Regions from separate parts of the Mus musculus genome. Here all the other regions are linked to region 3. A link is a loop called in an ENCODE intact Hi-C map of the cell type or tissue named here. Cell type or tissue: heart. All regions are shown on one strand. Region 1 overlaps Cblb (Casitas B-lineage lymphoma b). Region 2 overlaps Cblb (Casitas B-lineage lymphoma b). Region 3 holds the start of Cblb (Casitas B-lineage lymphoma b). Region 4 overlaps Cblb (Casitas B-lineage lymphoma b).

Evidence for each region. Peaks named below come from ENCODE experiments on the same cell type or tissue, not always from the same donor. Only the 100,000 strongest peaks of a DNase experiment are listed, where the experiment ranks them.
Region 1: it touches region 3 in a loop (2.0-fold over the local background); 10 of 42 quality-filtered maps call a loop at or near these places.
Region 2: it touches region 3 in a loop (2.7-fold over the local background); 14 of 42 quality-filtered maps call a loop at or near these places.
Region 4: a loop joins it to region 3, with 2.4 times the contacts of the local background. A loop is called at or near these places in 5 of 42 quality-filtered maps.

Annotation. Positions count from the first base shown.
Region 1 is chr16:52,135,368-52,140,367 of GRCm38, forward strand. Cblb (Casitas B-lineage lymphoma b) reads left to right here. Exons shown (of 18, transcript NM_001033238.1): 6 at 392-513; 7 at 4,124-4,261. Among named protein-coding and RNA genes, the nearest start is that of Gm23513, 33 kb to the left of the region's middle. In heart, a CTCF peak has its summit at 2,725; no DNase peak of the experiment used is centred here.
Region 2 is chr16:52,179,738-52,184,737 of GRCm38, forward strand. It overlaps Cblb (Casitas B-lineage lymphoma b), which reads left to right. Exons shown (of 18, transcript NM_001033238.1): 14 at 3,475-3,621. Among named protein-coding and RNA genes, the nearest start is that of Gm23513, 77 kb to the left of the region's middle. In heart, a CTCF peak has its summit at 2,533; no DNase peak of the experiment used is centred here.
Region 3 is chr16:52,028,967-52,033,966 of GRCm38, forward strand. Cblb (Casitas B-lineage lymphoma b) reads left to right here and starts at 2,583. Exons shown (of 18, transcript NM_001033238.1): 1 at 2,583-2,719; 2 at 4,043-4,224. The coding sequence starts at 4,057. In heart, a CTCF peak has its summit at 3,098; DNase peaks (open chromatin) are centred at 2,245, 2,545, 3,045 and 4,165; H3K4me3 peaks cover 2,902 bases; H3K27ac peaks cover 2,541 bases.
Region 4 is chr16:52,092,336-52,097,335 of GRCm38, forward strand. The region is part of intron 3 of Cblb (Casitas B-lineage lymphoma b); the gene reads left to right. Among named protein-coding and RNA genes, the nearest start is that of Gm23513, 10 kb to the right of the region's middle. In heart, no CTCF peak of the experiment used is centred here; DNase peaks (open chromatin) are centred at 2,516 and 3,426; H3K27ac peaks cover 2,984 bases.

The DNA.
Region 1 (5,000 bases), 110 kb after region 3:
TTGTATTTGAGACTGGTAGAAAGGCCATTGGGGCTACACCAAGAAAAGCCAAGTAACAGTGCTGCCAACATGTAGAAAAACAGCCAAGGATCCAACCTGAAGGCCAGTTGGTCAATCTTTCATTTCGTAGTGATCACAAATTCTCTATTGGCTGTCTACTTGGTTTTCCTTTTGCCCTCTCTGTTGTACTCCAAAGAAATATGTTTTCTATTTAAACATGTTTCTTTAAAACCAAAAAGCAATTGCCTATTTGTCATTGTTTACAAAGGTTGATCTAATACTTATATTTACTTAAAAATTATCAAAGAGCCTTTCTTTCCCTAAGCATGAGAAACAGTGTCATCGGCGTGTGTTCTCTGGGTAATTGCTTTCCATTTATTTATGTGTTTAGCCCTGGGGCTCTATTTTACGGAATTGGAACTTCTTGGCTGTGACTCACCCGGGATACATGGCATTTCTCACGTATGATGAAGTTAAAGCTCGGCTACAGAAATACAGCACCAAGCCTGGAAGGTAAGCACTAATCTGGACGATCTGCTTAAGGAGAAAACGCCCTGCTGTTCCCAGCTCTGAGAATTACCCATAGCCTCCAAAGGCAAGGTAGTAGGGAAAGCAGGAAGACTGACTGAGAGGGTGCATATTAATTGAGCCCTTAAGTTGACTTTTAACATTGTCAAAAGTCAGGAGCTTAATAAGTTTAAAGATTCTGTAATCCTCAGTTCTCTTTCTCAAATCTGTCTGGGATGTTTTCACAGTAGTTTTGTTGGGTACACAGTGTTCCTGCTCAAACTTACGTATGTATAATTGAACCCTTGAGTATTGTACTTAAGACAAAAGTAAGTAGTTTACTTATGTGTGCATTATTTTAGCACAGTGTTGAGTAGTTTCAGGTAGCAGCTCTGATTAAACAGAATATTCAGATAAGTACATAAAAGTATATGAATTTATGATTACATTCCAAACTACTCCCATGCCCTTGTCAGTTTGGCATGACCCACTTCTTTACATCTTCAAAGTGTTATGTTTTGCTTTTCAAGTTACTAACCCAAGTGACTATCAGAGGGCTTGGTTTCTAGTCAGTTCTGCTGGCATCGTCCAAGAAATCATTCCTCACGGGCAAATAAGAGACTGGAAAAATCTATCTTTCTCAGCTCAGAGGATGTTCACACATGTGTCACCTAAATATGTGTTAGGCACACAATCAATGACATCTAAGAAATAGTCAATAATACCTAAGCATAGTCCTGGGGACAATATCAGTGACATCAGAGATACTCCCTGGAAGACTTTACGTTTTAGAGTTGGTCACTGTACCATTAGACTGTTCCATTTCTATGAGAAAATGTTTTCTTTTTTTAAGTCTATATTTCTGCTAGTCATCTTTATTTGACTTAGAATAATTAAGCTTGGCCTTTGACACAGTTTTCTCAAGTCAAAGCCAAGAGTTTTAATTCCTTCTCTGATAATGAAAATGCTCATGTTCCTAAAGATTTAATATGACATATTTAAAGAAGCTAGTGGTATGAAAAAAAGTCAGAGTCCAATTGACGCCCTCTCTGTAAAACCTACAGACATGACTCTGCTGACCCAGAGCAGTGGTCAGTTAACTTTCGTATTTTCCAAAGTTTAGATGAATCATTTTGCTTCATTCAAAGTTCATTCAATGAAACCAATACTAGAAAGCAAATTATAGTACGTGCAGTGTGCTTTTACTATTTAAAATACATAGAAAACCTCCTTATGAACAGATATTCACTCGCTTTGTAAAATATCCATCTAAGCAGCCCTTTCTCGTCAAAAGTATTTGTCCTCTGGCCTCACATTTAAAAATAAAACATTTAATTCCATTCCAAGGACACTGTGGTTCCTTCAGTAGTGATTTATCTGTCATAAATAAATAAATAAATAAAATGAAATATGTAATATGATATATATCATACTATATATTATATATAAATAAATATAAGACTAATAAATCATTAGCTTTTTGCCCTAAAAGAATGTTTACTGAGCATGCAGAAGGGCCTGCATTTGATATTCAGCACCCTTCCAAAGAAGTGGGAATCTAAGAAAATCATCTTTTCGTGCCTTTTAGTATTAAGGGTGGCTTTCAACCATGAGCTACGTTATGACACAGATCTATCAGATTATGTTAATCACACCAGTTTGCAGAACAAGGTACAACAGCTGAAAGTAACTTTACTTCTTCCTAAGGGAGGTGAGACCCGCAGGGGTCAGCAGCCAATGACTTAAACAGTGTTGGGCAAATGGAATCGAGCAGAATGCTGAGAGAAATAAATCGCTCTTAAGTGTCATCTGTGGCCCTCACAATGTGTTACTAATGGCACACTTTGTAGGGAGGGCTTGAACTCCTCAGTAATGACTGGTTTTAGAAATGCCATCATGAAACAATGCAGGAATTTCACAAATATTCAAGATGCATAAATAGGCAATCACTTTAAAAAATAAATAAATAAATAAAATGTGTAATATGATACATATCATACTATATGTAATATATAAATATTAAGTGGTGAATTTTTGAATTTTCTTTTAGCATCACATTCAACGTGTTTTCTAAAATACATAGGCCCCACCATCTCTGAGATTTCTACATTTTGTTCTTTATTTGAAAGTATTATGTGCACTTTTTAGTAAGTTTTTCTAATTGGGAAGAATGATTTACTGAGTGTTAGGTATGAACACAGTGTGATGCAGGTCTCCCTAGAGGTCAGAGAGGGGATCACATATCCTGGAACTGGAGTTGCACGGGATGTAAAACACCTTGGTGTGGTTGCTGAGAGCCAAGCCTAGGTCCTCTTCAAGAACAGCAAGTGTCCTTAACTGCTGGGCCATTTCTCCAGTTCATTCCTTAATGTAACAAGTGATCTTCCAAATTATAATTAGACACTCTATATTATCTGAGAACAATTTTCATTATGTAGCATTTGTCTGATTTGAGTGGAAATATTTTCCTGTTTCTGATTAATAGTATTAGTAATTTATATGTAAATACTTTATCATTAGGGTCACTTAGGGGCATCAGTTTATACTAATTTGAAAATCCCCTTCTGAGAACTCTTTGAACAAACTCCCTTTTTGTTCAAAGCCTGATTTTCTTGTTAACTGACATGTAATTGTACCCTTCACCATATGAGGTTATTAAATGTAGCAACAAACCATCCTGTATGATAAACTATAGCAGCATGTGAAGTTTTTTTTAGTGCACTCTATTTATCAATAACTAAAACATGAGAAACTTTTCTTGCTTTTCCCCCTGATGTATGCATTCATATAACAACTTAAATATAGCCAGTAGGTCTTAAGATGACTTTTGGTCTGATTGACGGACAGATTGTATAGTCCAGATCCCAATATCTTGATGGCAAGATTGAGTGGCATTCAATCCTACAAAGTGGGATAATGTACTGAAATAAATAAATGATGATGGATTTAAATCAACGCCAGTATCTCCCTTTATTGGAAATTAATTTAAGAGATTTATCACTCATTTGAATGACCGGTGTTTGAATTATGTTCGCTGCCTTTGGAAAATATTTGAATGGCAGGTTGTGTAGAAGCTATGAATGTATCACATGTGCTTTGTAATTGATATAGTTCAGCTCCTTTGAAATTTGTTTAAAGATGAATCACTGAAAGGCTTGCAAGAAAACATTAAACAAGTCTATGACCAAATTTTAATGCCTAAATGGTAAAGTAATATATTGAATTCCTGTTTCAGTTTCCATGGTGGATAAATTAATTATTTAGCTATTTGCTTCATTTTATCCTTCTCCAAAGATGATTTATGTCACAGCTCTATCACAGCAGCCACATCCCCACACATCTCTTTGAGGGCGGTAATAAATCTCTTGGTAGTTTCCAGCCTCATTTATTTTAAATAGAACTCTGGAGATACTTAAATGAACAAGAATTATTATCAGTGTTTCTTACACAGATTGATAACACTAAGGTACAGTAGTGTTAGATTGTGGAAAAGGATTGAAATTTCTATCAGGAATTCTAAATGATGCTGCTCAAGAAGACAAAATATTAACAAACTGTTTACTGGTTGGCATGCCTCCTTGAGTTTGAACGAACATCTTTTTACCATGTTTCGTAGTTACATTTTCCGGTTAAGCTGCACTCGGCTGGGACAATGGGCCATTGGCTATGTGACTGGGGACGGCAATATCCTACAGACCATACCTCATAACAAGCCCCTGTTCCAAGCCCTGATTGATGGTAGCAGGGAAGGCTTGTAAGTATGAGCAATTCTTTCAACTTGCAAATTTCATAACTAGAAACTGTCTGGGCATAGAGCATACCATGGGCATAGAGCAGGCGAGTAAGGCTAATGATCTCATAGTTTGCGGTTTACCTTAAGACGAACCAATAGCAATAGTGGTGCCTTCAGTGTGTTGCTCATGCCTAAGCTGCAATTTTATGACCATAATTACATAGAGCAGACACATCCCAGCATCAGAAAGCATTACTAAAACATAAAGGCACTCTTAAAATATGTGTATAAACTATTACTACTTCAGAGTACTTCATTTCTGTTATTTTGTGTAAAGCTAAATTGAGGCTGCCTTTTGTGTGGAGTACTAGATTTTTTTCCTTCCTAAGTCAAAGAAACTCTTTGCTCTGTTTGTTACTGTGTGAGAATATTCTGTCCTATAACTCCAATTTTCTCCTTGTCTAGCAGAATTTTCTAATATTGATTACTATGCTGTTTGTAGACACTTCATTTAAAGAAGGTTTTTCTTTTGTCATCAACATTTTGCAGACTTTTTCGTTAAAATAGTCATTACTGTGCACTTTTAAACTTTTATTAAGCTCTACAATATAAAAAATTTTCAAAAGGAGTAACTGTGAGTTCTAGTCACTTTTATTGAACTAGTTATACCAGCAATAACATTATGGTCATGTTTTACTAAAAATGACATTTAATGACAATAACCTTGACTTTCAGTATACTTATGAACGAAAATCCCTTA
Region 2 (5,000 bases), 150 kb after region 3:
CAATTAGGAATGAAAACCACTTGAAGAGGGTGATATTTGAGGTCCATTATCAAAGTAAATGGTAATGGCATGTGCAGTCAGTCTGCCCTGTGGTTATTCTGGGAGTAGGCAGTTCTTGGGAGGAATATGTTTGTGAACCTTCAGCTTTGAAAGGTGGCCTCAGAAAGTATCACCGTGATGGAAATAGACCTCTTTCTCAACATGGCGAATGTGCCTGCACACTCAAGCCAGTGAGTCACCATGAGGATAGGAAGGCTCAGATGAGTTTCAAGTTAAGGGGATAATGGTTTTGCAACCTGGAAAAATGTACCTCCTGTGCTATGACTCAGGAACAGCAGCAGAATGGAAGAGGTAGCAGGAATGTGGAGTCATATAACAGTGTAAATGTGTGTAAATGGATGCAAATGGCTTGGTATCTTTCCTTTGGAGCCAGCCAGATAGCTGTCCTACTTTGTTCCTCCGGGACCCTGGAGGAACACAATGAAAATAATATCTTTCCCTTAAGATATACCAGTGACTGACTGAGTCTCCATGTCCCTAAGTCCACCATCTAGATAACATACACACAGACAGTGACTCTGTGTCTAGTTATGCTGACACCTGTTGACTCATAGGCTATACAAAAGTTTGGATACAATGCATAGACTTTGGGTCAGCTTGATCTCTCTGACTTTTTTATTTACAAGTTCTTTATGATAAAATTTTAATAAATATTAAAACATTAACCTAAGAGAAAATAGTGAACTTTCTTACAAGACTTTATTAAAATGATAAGTAGAAAATACCAGGATGGGCTGGTGAGATGGCTCAGTGGGTAAGAGCACCCGACTGCTCTTCCAAAGGTCCAGAGTTCAAATCCCAGCAACCACATGGTGGCTCACAACCATCCGTAACGAGATCTGACTCCCTCTTCTGGAGTGTCTGAAGATGGCTGCAGTGTACTTAAATATAATCAATAAATAAATCTTTAAAAAAAATACCAGGATGTATTTTTTATATTTCAATACAAATGGCACATAGCTTTCTTAACTTCTAGTTATAACTCACCAAGATCCATTCAACCTAATAAAATGTCTAACTAGTAGCTTCTAAAACTGAACCCTTAGTTTTTGATAAAATGATAGATAATTATTGCCTTTCATATTTACATCAGATGCTCTCTGACTAACAAAAGAGTGAGTGGTATTTAGCCAGGCAAGATCTTCTGTCAATGAAGGGTAGCATCCAGAGCTAACCACAACAGGTGTGGTTTGTTTGTTTTTTTTTTTAATTGTTTATTTCTTGCACTGACAAGATGGTTTCTTGCTACAAGGTCTGATCACCTGAGTTGAATCCCTGGGAACGGCAAGATAGGAGAGAGTAAGAACTGATTGCCACAAGTTGTCCTTGACCTCCATCCATACCTTGGCATGAGCACACACATCCCAATACATACTATATGTTATGCAAATTAAAAACAAGTATTCTTCCTTCAGAGTGAAGTGCTTCTTGGAAATCATTAAATTATTGAAGTAACCTGTAAGACAGATTTGAACTTCCACCTCTTGATGTAGTTATTGAATATTAAGTCAAAGGTCCCTTTTGTCTCTGAAGTATTTACTTAAGTGGTATGTATAGAGATGGTGTTCACTGAGACTGGAAGCAGAGCAGGATGAGGATGGGAACATGCAGGGCCCACTTCCTCTGCCTATAGAGACGTCCTGGTCTTTGCAGAGGTTGGTGAGATTGATGTCTGTCTCCAAGAATTTAGTGTTTGCAAGAAAATACAGTTATTTCTATCCTAACCATATTAAAACACCATCAAGTCATCATTTTGAAACATCTTTACTTTTGTCACCTTTAGTTGCAAGGTGTGTCTTCTAGGATTCAACTAGAGTGACTATAACACTATTGTTTGTTTATGAATTTCATAGCCTGTGTTCTGGGCTGTGTAGAGACCCCTCTGCTACTACAACAAAGCTTCAGGTTACCATTAACTGACATTTGGATCCTGAAGTATCTCTTAACAAACAGAGCTTTAAAAATCAATACTGAAAACTTCTTCAAAGACAAACTAAAAGTATAAGCTTTTGAAAACTCCCAAGGGAAGGTTTTCCGTGATCTCTGAATACAGTTGAAACTTTAAATATGAGCACACACATACATGCACACACACACACACACACACACACACACACACACACACACACACACACATACAAAACACCTCTGACATTTTTTTCTATTATAACGGGTGTTCAGCCACACTGACCCAAAAGTGAAATCATTATAGAAAGTTCTCCAAAATCCAAAGCTTTTTTGAGGATTACATGAGGGATACGACTGGTAAAGTCTGCAACTGTTCCAAAATTTGAGGGGAAAAAATAATCTGAAAAAATGTTTTAGTCCCAAGAAGTTCAGACAGGGACACTCAGCTCTCGGAGAGAAGAATACAAAATGAAAATGAAACTTTGTGGTGAGAAGAAATGAAAATGGAAAAAGAAAAAAGACAAAAAGCCACATAGGCATCGACTGCCTCACGTACCAGAGGGCTCCTGCTCCCTCTGCCGAATGTGCTGGAACATTACACTGTTTTGTGTTTTTTTTTTTTTTTTGGGGGGGGGGGAACATTTTCCGTGAAGTTTATAATAATTAAAGTGGCTTGGATCCGAGTTTTTCTAGTGTCTTGCAAACTAGCTGTCTTTCTACCTGTTGGCCAAGTTGCATTTTAACATTTTTTTTTTTGGACTGTTGTCTTGGGCAGTAGCAAAGGTTAAATTAAAACCCACACAGGAAGTAGAGTACTTTTCAATTTTATTTTATATATTTTCCCAAATGATCAAGTAAAATGCTCAAATCCACCACGGTATCCCGCTAAGTGTTTTATTCGTTGCAGTTAGGTATTACACTTAGGTATCATGAGTTACAAAAACAATCCATCTCAAAGATTTATTTCTGTCATGATCGGCTTCTAATTGTGGACACGTTTCGTTCTTAATTGTTGCAGTGGGAGGAACTCTAGCACTACAGTTATAAGTTGACAAGATAGTTAAATTTCTCTCATGTATGGCTTTTTTAAAACTATGGGTATTAGCCATAGACCAGTTTGAACCTTTAAAGAACCTCTTGTTTCCAGTTGATTTCAGTGTATCCTTATCACTTTTGCTGATTTCCAGTACATGGGAGGGAGCAATTAACATTTTAATAGCTTGGACTTGAATAATTGTACACATCTTATGTTAAAGCTTTATTTATAAAACCCTTTCATTTTCGTAATTTTCATTTTTTTCTTAGTTCACCCTTAAAAACCACAGGTATGAATATCTTATCTTAACATTTCAAGGCCTTCCATTTCTATTGGATGTAAGAACAGTTTACAGTTGAAAACTTCCAGTGACAAAGCAGTTTCTTCATTGTTCTATGTCACATCAGACCTTCCTGCTCTGGTATTTATGATGCTTAAACCAGATTGGATTTTCTTTTCCCTCTTGGTAGGTGTACTGGTCCATTAGCAAATTGTCTCTCAGAGAAAACTAGAGACACGGTAGAAGATGATGACGATGAATACAAGATTCCTTCATCCCATCCTGTGTCCCTGAATTCACAACCATCTCATTGCCATAATGTCAAAGCTCCTGTTCGGTAAGAAGATGAGCATCTCTGTATCATCCTGCATCGGCATAAGCATCGTCATGCTGTCAAACGTGGGGGTTGTTTCTATGCGGTTCAATAGTATGTGATTGGTTAAAAATCCTGTTCCTTGCCTAGCCTGTAGTTCCTATATATTTCCTTCATTGCTTCCACATAAAAGATTTTGTTGCCTTCTTCCCCACCCCCACAAAAGGCCAAATTACAATCTAATAAAAAGGAGCTATACGTTACATATAATGATGATTAATTCATGCATTTCCCCTAAGATATTTTAATGAATTTCAAAAGGTCCAAGCATATATATCATGAAGAAATATTAGTGCTTAGAAACTAATATTAAGGTACTAGGTCAACCTGCTTAAGAATTTTTCTTCATAATGTGAAGGCTAGAATAATTTATATTCATTTTCCTTCTTGATATGTAATATACTTCTACTGAAATCATAATACAATGGGGGGGAAGCCTTAACGTTACTTCTGTTAACTTCTTTTTTGAGCAAATACCTTCTCTTGCATGAGCTAAGAATACAAAGATCACTGGGTTTTGTTGTTTTATTTTGCTGTGTTTTCTTTTTCTTTTTCCCCTCATTATAATAGGAGCATTATTGGTCTTCAAAGTGCCAGTCACATTGACTTTTATAAGAATTATTGATAATGGCTTACATGTTTTGAAATATGTTTGTCTCTAAGCAAAATCATGGCTTTGCATGCATGAAACTTAATACAGTTACAGTAACATTTATATAATTTGCATCTTACTGACATGTCAATCTATTAGCTTTATTTTCTGAACTTATTTTCTGGCCTGCATTCTTCTTGCATAGTATTCCTGGAGCTGTGCTTGGCTCCAAGTTGCTCAGCTCTGTTCAGACACTGTTAGTGGCTGAGCTGCCTGGGGCCTCCTGATGACTGACAGATAGGAGACTGCAAGGCCATCAGTCATCCACGCCATCTTTACTCAGTGTGCTGCTTCCACTTGAGGCCAGCTCAGTCGACTTAAAGTATTTTATGAGTAGAGTTTCCATCTTTGGAGTTGAAAACGCTTCCCAGGTGTCTCACAGAGGTAGAGAAAGAAATTCTTGGAAACCAAGAGTTGTGCCTCCAAAGGGATGCTGGTGGGCGGAGTTACTACCCAGGCTAAGTGATGCACTGCAGCCCACGCTTTCCCTGATTACAGCAAGAACCAGCTATCTCTTGTTAATCGTGCTGATGAGTGCTCCTGCAAAGACGATAACGGAGAGTGTTACCCTGGGAGAGCCACGTGCCCGCTGAGCTAGCTGAGGGAAAGTCACGCTTGCTCATCAAGTATAAACTGTGAACAAATCCCAGTTTCTTTGGCTCTTACTAATTTAGTATAGTAATTTTTAAAT
Region 3 (5,000 bases):
TTGTAAGCTACCACGTGAGTGCCTAGAACTGAACCAAAATCCTCTGCAAGAACAAGTGCTCTTAACCGTTGCGCCATCTCTCCATCCTGTGAGGTATTTTTCTCATTAGACTATTTGAAGTGGGAGGAACCATCCTACGTGTAGGCTGTTAAAAACTTTGCTTTTTGCACATAGGCCTTTATTCTTGCTGGTGGGTCCTCCAGTCTGTTGCTGCAGCACCCCTTTTCTAACATCAGAGCCAGCTTCCTCCATTTTCTAACACAGATTGCCTAACAGCAGCTCTCCAGGAACTGTCAGACCTTTAGCACCAGATTGGGATTAATGAGACATCAGCCTTGTGGGCTGAGAAACTCTTGGATTCTCAGCCTCTGAGTGTGAGAAAGAATTTGTCTGACTACCCAGACCACATAATGTGAGTCAGTCTAATAAATAGCCTTTTACATATATGTATGTTGTGTTATATATTATAATACACACACACACACACACACACACACACACACACACACACACACACATATATCTTATCACTTCTGCTCCTTTAGAGAACCTCAACTAACAGATTTTTATTTTTGTCAGCCTACATAAACACTATCTTAGACCAGTTTTTAGTTGCTTTGGTTAGAAAAGTTTGGCAGCCCCAGAGATATTTGTTATACCTGTGTCCCAGCCAGAGCAGAGGAGCAGAACATAATGAGGCTTGTCACTGTATCTCCATGATGCACTTTGCTCCGCAGGCCATTCTATTTTTTTAGTGTCATTGCCTTCAGCAAACTGCAGTTCAAAAGGAACTGTATTGTATATGTATTTTGTTCCATTTTACATTTATTCAAATATGAAGATAAGCAACACATTTAATTATACAGTATAAGGTTGGGCATAGCAAAATCTTCTACACATAGTGCCAGTTTCTTTTGGAATTGACTTTAAAGGTGCATTTTATACACATAGAGGATGTAACCACAGAGTTCTTTTTAAATACTGTCTCCACTTAGCAACCATAGCTACTGTTACAAGCAATAAGGGAGATATGGAGGGGCTATGGAGAAGCCTGCACCATCTACATATATAAAACAAGAAACTACTTTTTAATTATTAGTACAGAAATAATGAAAGAAAATATTACTTCCAGACTTGTACTTTACTGCCTGATTGCCTAAAGGGTCACATTTTGGTTGTTTCCATTACATGAAAATCATAACAATCTGAATTTAGGATTGCAGGACATTCTATGACCACTCAGGAGCCTTCACAGTAATAATTGTAGCACTAAAATACTTATTAGGGATTGGCAGAACCACTGAGACACATTTATCAGGATAGTTGGTTAGAAAATGCTTATATGTATGTATGTATGTATGTACATATGTATGCTTATGCATGTATGCACGTATGACATTTTTAAAAAGTGCAAAGTATTACACCCAGGAGCTCAAGGTGTGAGGTGTATCCATACTACCAATGACAGAGGAAATCACTCCCAGGTATGTAAACCTGGGGCAAATGGTACGAGCATGGTGAACCAAATAGAGAGAATCATGGAACTTGTCTAATGTGTGATTCTGATGACAGAAGGGCCCTGGCATTTCACTGTAAGCGTTACCAGACTGTTTTCTTTTACACGGCTATCAAGGACGGAGCCCAGAAAGAGACGAACACTGGAAGAGGATGGCAGAAACAGGGTTGTCATTAAAATGAAGATTCATCTACATAGAAGAAAAGTGACTCTGGCAAAAATCCAACAGCAGAGTTCTTTACTGGAATCCAGGGGAAAACTTGTTTGGAATATAAAGGTGTCAAACAGATTAGTAATCCCCATTGTGTGGAGTTTTTACTGTCCTGGGACGATTTACAGAGACTATTTAGCTGAGAGTTGTCAAGTATTTGCTTTCTCATCAGCCTGATGTTTGATCTGGAATCCTTCTAGAACTAATAGTAAAAGGGAAACATTTCAGAAATTTAGGAAGTTTTAGTTGGCACTCGGGTTTTACTCCTAGCCTACTCTATGTGAGGGTAACCTTCATCTTAGGAGCTATGGGACTGCTGCTCTTTATTTGACAGTCAACAAGAAACATGGTCTTGGACCTATTTGGCTGCTCTCCTGGGTAGCAGTTTGGCAGCCCTAGGGAGATGAATTTCTTAAGCCTGGGACCCGCCCAGAGCTGAAAAGCAGCACCACCCTGGCAGCCTCTACTCTGTTGCTATGAAACAAAGACTAGGAAGGTGAGTGAGGCAGGAAGTCCCGCCTTTTAGCCCCAGTTGGCTTAGACTCCCGCTCGGGGCGCTCACGCCCACCTGCGCACCCCTCATTGGTTAGCTCCCCGGCGCCTTGCTGCTACTTTTTCAGTTCCTTTCCTCGTTCCACTTTTGTTCCAGGCTAGCCTAGGTCCATTTCCCAACGAGTTCTTCTCCAAGTGGGACGCAGTGGAGTGGGCCTTCCTCTGGGGCCATTGTGTACCGTGGAGGACGTGGACTGGGGGGTAGCGCGGGAGGAGCGTCTCGTCCCGCCCATTGGCTCCGCCCGCTGTCTGGCAGAAAGCAGCCTCTCAGGATTGGTTCGAAGACTCAAGGCTCCGCCTTAGCTCCGCCCCACGCCTTGGTCTCCGGGGATGGCTCAGGGGTGGGGTGGCCAGTGAGTGGTCTCCTCCTCCGGCGGGCGCTGCGGCGGCCTCCCGAGTGTGGCGCGGGACTGCCGGGCGGGCGTGGAGCTTTTTGCACGGTAATTGCCGCGTCCCCGCGTCTCGGTGTTCCTAGATCTCGGTGGCTCCTTCCCCGGAGCGCTCTCCTAGGGCGATTCCACAGAGTCCCCACCCGAGCCACCCCAGCCAGGGCAGCGTGTGTGTGTGGAGTGGGACCCGCGATCACGCGTGGCTCGGGACGGCCGCGGTGACCCGAGTAGAGGAAGGAATGGGTCATCCCGGGGTTGGACGTCTCTTGCTGGCTCGGGGGCCCTGCAGCTGGGCGCGGGCCATCAGGGAGAGGGGACAGCCCTAGCTTCCAGCTGCTGTCGCCGCTGCGGGCCTGAGCCAAGTGGGGATTTAAACAGCAGTCCCTGGCTGGCCCGGGGCCCGGGAGGGAGCGGACTCTGGCTGATCGCCGCCGGTGGGAGGTGCGTGCTACTGGCGCTAGATCGGGCAGGCTGTGGGATTGGGAAGCCAGGACGGGGTCTAGGGCTACTTTATCTTTGCTGAGTTCCTCGTCTCTTTCCCAGACCCCTGAGTGGCGGGCTAGAGGCCCGAGCCTGGAAAGGGTACAGACGTTCTGAAACAAAGCTTTGGACCACTTGATACCGGGTAGGCAGAAGAGGGACCACCGGAGAAGTGAACTCCGCGGTGCGTGCCCGCCCTTGCCGGGTTCTCACCGCTTTTTAAGAAGGGGTTGCTTGTTGGTTTGTTTATTTGGCTCTAGGGAAAAACTACTCACCTCACTGCTTTAAAGAACTATTTGTGTGTCCGCAGCTGCTGGCTTTTGCGGGGGGGGGGGGTGTTGGGGGAATGGAGAGGGGACGCGCGCGCGCGGGGCGCGCGGGGGGGGTATCCAAGTCCTCCGCCTTTGTTGACAAGAGACGTGTCCCTTTTGCGTGTGTGGAGTACTTTGCATTTATGTAATAACTTGGCGAAATCAAACAGCGTGAAGGAGGCTACTGAAGTGAGGCTCCCAACGTGAATTTTAGGAGTTGCAGCTCTAGTATTTCGAATCTGGATTACAGCAGAAGGGGGGGGGGGGACGACATTGTGTTCTTACCTGTTAAAAGTTGTTTTGTTGATGATGTTGAGCTGTAGCTTCATAGAACACGGGCAGAGGATGCATCTTTAACTTTTAGTATTGTAAGAGCAAATCTTGTGTCATGGCTCCTAACTTGGAGGATGCCCTTACTCAGGGTTACTAAAAAGTTGAATCTGGGACCCTGGGCTTTGTCACAGAGACAGCGGAGAATATCATTAATGGGTACAAGTGAGCCTGTTCAGTTCAGGTTCCTGTTGGGGAAATACTTTCATATCCAGCTAACTTTTCCTCTCTTGAAATTCTATCTTGCAAAAAGGACTAAGATTCCAGATGGCAAATTCTATGAATGGCAGAAATCCTGGTGGTCGAGGAGGAAACCCCCGCAAAGGTCGCATTTTGGGGATTATTGATGCTATTCAGGATGCAGTCGGACCCCCAAAGCAAGCTGCAGCTGACCGCAGGACTGTGGAGAAGACTTGGAAACTCATGGACAAAGTGGTGAGTTCAGTCAGTGTGTGTACACGGCCCTCAGCACCCTGAATGCGATTTCTTCGGGTTTTATTTATATGTATGGCTAATAATCACTATTATGGTGATGAGCTTTGTATTTAGGTTGGGCCATTTTTCTTCAACTCTGTGTTTGCAAAAGTTGAATTCAGAGGAAAGACTTTTATTTTTTTATTACTCTTTCTAACTTATTATCTTGCTTTTCAAGTTCCAGAGCCCCTGGGTATTACTCCAATATGCAGTTTATACCATTGGCTACTTTTGCTGGGTGTATAGTATGGTTTGGAAGTTTGCTTAGTCTTATGTGGAGTTGCCTTGCTACTAGATAATATAAGGCTAACAAGTGAACAATAGGCTCTGCTGGAGCACACTTAGGACAAGCACATGGGTGATGTTGAAACCTTTACTGGGGAAAGAACCAGAACTCCAGGGAGGATTCAGTATTGAAGAGTTTGATTTTTATCCCTGTAAACTCATCTTTATTAAGAAAATATATACATATATACATATATATGTATACATATATATGTATGTATATATATATATATATATATATATAGTCTTTACTGTTCAGGACATCGGTACAGTTTCTTTCATCTATGATTCCATTTTGAAACAGGGAACCTTTTTGGTTGTGCGTTGTTTATTGTGAAAGGAAAATGTATGCTGGAGGCTGTGTGGGGCTGAGAGTGTCAGAAACTTCTGTGGTTTTTTTTTTTTTTTTTTTTTTTTTGTTGCTTTTAGATGAGCTCTAGTTTCACAGGAAG
Region 4 (5,000 bases), 63 kb after region 3:
TGAAAGAGAAAAATGGATCCGTCTGTCTCCCCTCTCTGAGACCTTGCTGAGCATTGTTTATGAGATGCTTTCTTTGCTGCAGCATGTCATTGGTTGCAGTTGGCTCACCTTTGATACTATGCAGAATTCTGCCACATTCGGTTTCTCTGTGCTGTTGATAGACATTGGTCTTGGGTAGTGTTATCAATGTGCTTGTGTGGTTTTTGTTTGTTTGTTTTTTGTTGGTTTTATTTTTTTTGATGAACGCACACATATTTATGATGGATATCCGTCTGTCTGTCTATCTATCTATCTATCTATCTATCTATCTATCTATCTATCTATCTTTCTTTCTTTCTTTCTTTCTATCTATCTATCTATCTATCTATCTATCTATCTATCTATCTATCTATCTATCTATCTCTGAGTAAGATTGCTGGGCTGTGGAACATGGATGCACATGTATGCATTCTTGTTCAATAGAATATACACATATTTTAAATACATCGTCATATGTGTACATGATGCCTGCTTCTAACAATTTGAGCACTTAAAAAATGAGTTGTGTCTTTTTAATAGGCTAGCTCACAAGAAAGCATTTTCCTTTTGCCAGGAAACAATAGCAGAGTAAGTGTGACCTCAGTGCACCTGGAGGCTCATCCAGTCCGTGCTAGTCTTCAGCTGTTTAGGGACATTGTGTTGACCAGTCACAGAATTTCTGAGTTTACAGCTGTACGTCTATACTATGAAAATAGAAGCAAATTACTTCTGAGGTTACTTCTGTCTACAGCTTTGAAACTAAAAGTGTCCTGACAGAAGATTGCAAAAGAATTTGTAAATATCTGCAATCTCTGAAGGAATATAACTTCCCAGCAAGGATTTTTGGATATTTGAGGTATTCAGTTAGCAAGTCTGACTTCTGGTAAGAAGTTAATTAATGTGGCACTCTGTTAAAATAATGATTGTTCTACTAACATTGCTAGAAGTTTTACATCATATTCAAAATTGATCAAAAACAAAACCCACAGTAAATTCAAATACTTTGGCAACTTACAATTTAATCTCCCCACAAGTGTGTGTTTTGTGTTAAATGCCTAATGAGTTAGATGTGTGCTTTCTTACAAGTCTCACTCTTCAGTTCTGCACGTGTACCCCATTGTGACCTTTTCTGACATCTAACAGGTCGGTTGCCAAGTTGAAAAGTCATGAGCTGCTGTTTCATAGGGAAATAGCAACCAGTTGCTAGCAGGGCATACTTAATTTGGGTGTGGTGGAGCTGACTTTGACATTTTTCTTTCAGCTCTTTCTCTGAACTTGTGTTTGTACCTAACTGGATTCCACGACTGTGGAAGTACACCAGAGCTCTGCTGGACACTTGGGAACCCACCCAGGGCTTGCCTGTGCCCAGGACTGGCACTGGTGGATAGAACGGGCATCGGAGAGTCTTCTGTGAGGCTGAATCTCTCCTCAGTTAAGGCACACATTCTTCCCCTGCAGCCTCTAGCCTTGTTCTTGCAGCATGAAAGCATTCTGTAGTGACAAAGAGATTATAGGTCCCATGCTCACGTGTTTGATGGAGAAATAAACAGGACTCCTGTGTCACTTTCCCTTATTTCCATTGTTGAGCATTTGAGAGTCCTGTAAATAAAAGCATCTGGACCCAGTGGTTTATAGAAGACTTCACCAGTTGCTTTATATTCCTAGCTGTGCTTCCTGCACGGCTGACTGGCGGAGGCTTAGTTAGTTTTACCCTTGATTTATTGCTCTAAGCTAGCTCTACCAAGAATGTCTTCCTGCCTTTCACATTCTCTCTTTTAGCTGTAAAATGGACTGGCACCTCCCTTAGGATTTCTTAGCAGCTGATTTCAAATTCTGCTACTCTCTTGTCTCTTTTGACTCTTGTGTGTCCCCCACTCCACCATAGGCTACACTAACGTCTTTCTCTTGATTATTGTCCTCCGGACAAAGTACGGTAGCAGAGCTTGATTGACATTTTCCCAGGACATTTGTTGGAAGGGGTAAGCAGGGACAGGGGAACTTGCCAAGTTCCCTTTATTACTAAGCTAGAAGGAATATAATAGTGGGAACAGTCAAGTCTAGGAAAGAAAGTAGGTGTGCATTTACAGGTGACAGTTTTCATGTATCATTGCCACATGTCACTTGTTTTCCTTCTTTGGCAAGGCTAAGGTTAGGAACAGCCATACTGGGTGGATCCCTTGCACTTAGGCATCTGAAATGGTAATGGAAAGTGATGGAGCTGATTGAGAATTTGCTCCTTCCTCAGAAAGCTGTAGGTGAGCCACAGGAACCCCAGAGCAGGAATGCATGCCCTCTGCCAGTCGGAGAGAAGCTAGACATTTCCCAGTCCTTTCTCTGACATCCCACAATGGTATTTTATCAGAAGGTTCTGAAGTATCACCCAGCAGAGACTTACAGGATTAAACTGGGGTGTGGTGATTTGGGGATCAGCCATCTGATGCTGGTATTTACAAAAGTAAAAAGTACAGACTGTCCCAGGACAAGGCCTTCAAGTCCTGTGGTGAGTCTCTCTGGCGATTGAGCAAGAGGGGTGACAAATGAAAGTTCTGTAAGCCTTGCCCTTGAAGTCCCAAGTTGAAACTAACACACTGTAGAACAACCGTGTTACCGCCCACGGGTGATGTGATTGGGCTTCTAGCCTGCTGGCCGTGTCACCAAGGGGCTGATAGCTGTGGAGTGAAGGAGGGCCAAATGAAACCTCTCACATATCTTCAGGGTCTTAGACCTGAGGCTACTTTATATGCAGTCTTACAAGAAGAATGATAGAAAATGAAAGATTTAAGTGAAAATTGTAAATTCTTTTGACTTCCTGTCTAACCAGTGATTTTTCCGATGTCAGACTTATCGTATTAAATCCGCGCCCTGACTTAGTAGCTTTGAGGTGGGGCCTCAGACTCTGCATGTCTGTAGCTCTGAACTGCTGGGGATATTGCTGGCCTGGGCACCCAGTGTTGAGCAGTATTGTCAGACATTTATTGAAGCAATATCCACACTGCAGTGTTTAGCGTCCCTTCTTTCTCCCTTGGTGTACAATGGTTTCTAAATGATGACATATGTCATTCTCTGTGGTAAGCATTAGTTGTCTTATTGGAAGAACACTGATGAAGCTCGACCTTGGTGAGGAAAATTTAGATGCAACAAGCACACTTCCTGTCCTTTCTGGTTGCACACTAGTGCAGGCGCATGCCAGCACTACACTTCCATACAAGACAATCAACAGCCGTCTAGAAATTGGAGTTTTGTGCTATAGAGTGACACAAGAACTGTATATAGGAGACACAAAACTCTTAGTGAAACACTACAATACTCAGCTACATTCTGTTTTTTAAAGAACAATCTAGACCATAACTTAGAGAGTTAGGCTGGGTGTGTACTTGAGAGCTTAGAAGACATTCCCTGCCTGGAGCCTCTCCAAGGGTACGTGATAGGCTGCTCTTGTGTGTTTGCACTTGATTGTGTTCAGCCGAGTATTCTATTTTCAGTCATGAAGAAAAGGATTTCTTCACCACACTAGATGTTTGTCTGTTGACTCATAACTGGAACTGAGAGAATTACTGTGGTATCTGAAATGAAGACACATCTTTTCAGAAGTATATTGGGAATGGGGTGGTGGTGGTGTTATCTCAGGCTCTTTAAGATGGTGATAACACCTTGGGCTGAACGTCTTCAAGGCAGAACACCTGCTCTGTGTGCCTCTCTCTGTGTGTTACTGTTTTCATCTGCTTGCTTTCTTGGTCTGTTAACTGTAGAATGAGTTCTAGCAGAGACACGGAGGTTTGCTTTGTGTTCCCCCTCAAAATCCATCTACAATCTAAAACTTTAGAAAGCTTCTTCAACAAAGTTGGTAGGTGTGCATAAAGATCCAAGGGTTCCTTGTCATTAAGGTCTTAGTTGTGAAACAATGGATGGAAGTAATTTCTGCAAGTCCCTTCTTAGCCCCTGACCATGCACGCCTCACTGCTGGAATCCCAGTGACATTTGCAGATGATGCTCCAAGCTACTGTTGGGTGAGAAGATGGACAGGCCTGGGTGGAGAGATGACTTTATTTCTGTTGTGTGGTCTTCCTGCTTTACCAGCCTTGTCCCTTCATGCCTGTCACTTCTGCTCCAAAACCTGCTGTATCCTCAGCCTCATCTACTCCTGCAAGCTTTTTCTCTTTGCTGAACTGTCAGCTTTCATGTGTCATGTTCTCCCTCTCTTCTGCCTTCCTAACCCTGTCAGAAAGGCTTCAGGGCGCAGCAGGCTCTCCTTGACCTCCTGTAGTCCAGAAGCACCCTAACTGCAGCCCAGTGAGTCGGAGTTGTATGTTTTGCTCTCCCAGTAGTTATTAGACTGTAGATCAGTCAGCAGGGAGACTGGTAGCTTTCACCCTCTGTGGCAGTGGTGTAGAGTAGAAACAGGCTCCAGCAAGTTCTCAACGAATATCTATTGAATGAATAAAGGGATCCAGGGTGAGTGGCCTTCCATGTTCATAGATCACAATTTCTAAGCATGGTTCACCAGTCTGAATGTACAGAGAACTGACATTTTTCTAAGGTAAGATTTTAGACAAGGAAGCATAAGCCTGTGTTGAGGTGGGGAGAATATTTATTATTTATTATTACTATTACATTTAATATTTCCTCATAGTCTAGTCTCTGTTCCTCTCCCGTTCTGCCACCCTCCAACAGTTCCTCATCTCATTCCTCCTCGCCCATCTCCAAGACGATGTCCCCACACCCCCACATTCCCCCACACCCCACCAGGTCTCCTCATTTCCTGGGTCCCCAAATCTCTCAAGGGCTAGGCATGTCTTCCCTTACTGAGGCCAGACCAGGCAGTTCTCCGCTGTATATGTGTCAGGGGCATTGGGCCAGCTAGTGTATGCTGCCTGGTTGGTGGCTCAGTATCTGAGAGATACTGATTAGTTGAGACTGCTGGTCTTCCTATGGGGTAAACTTCCTCCTCGGAGTCTTCCAGCCTTTCTCTAATTCAACCACAG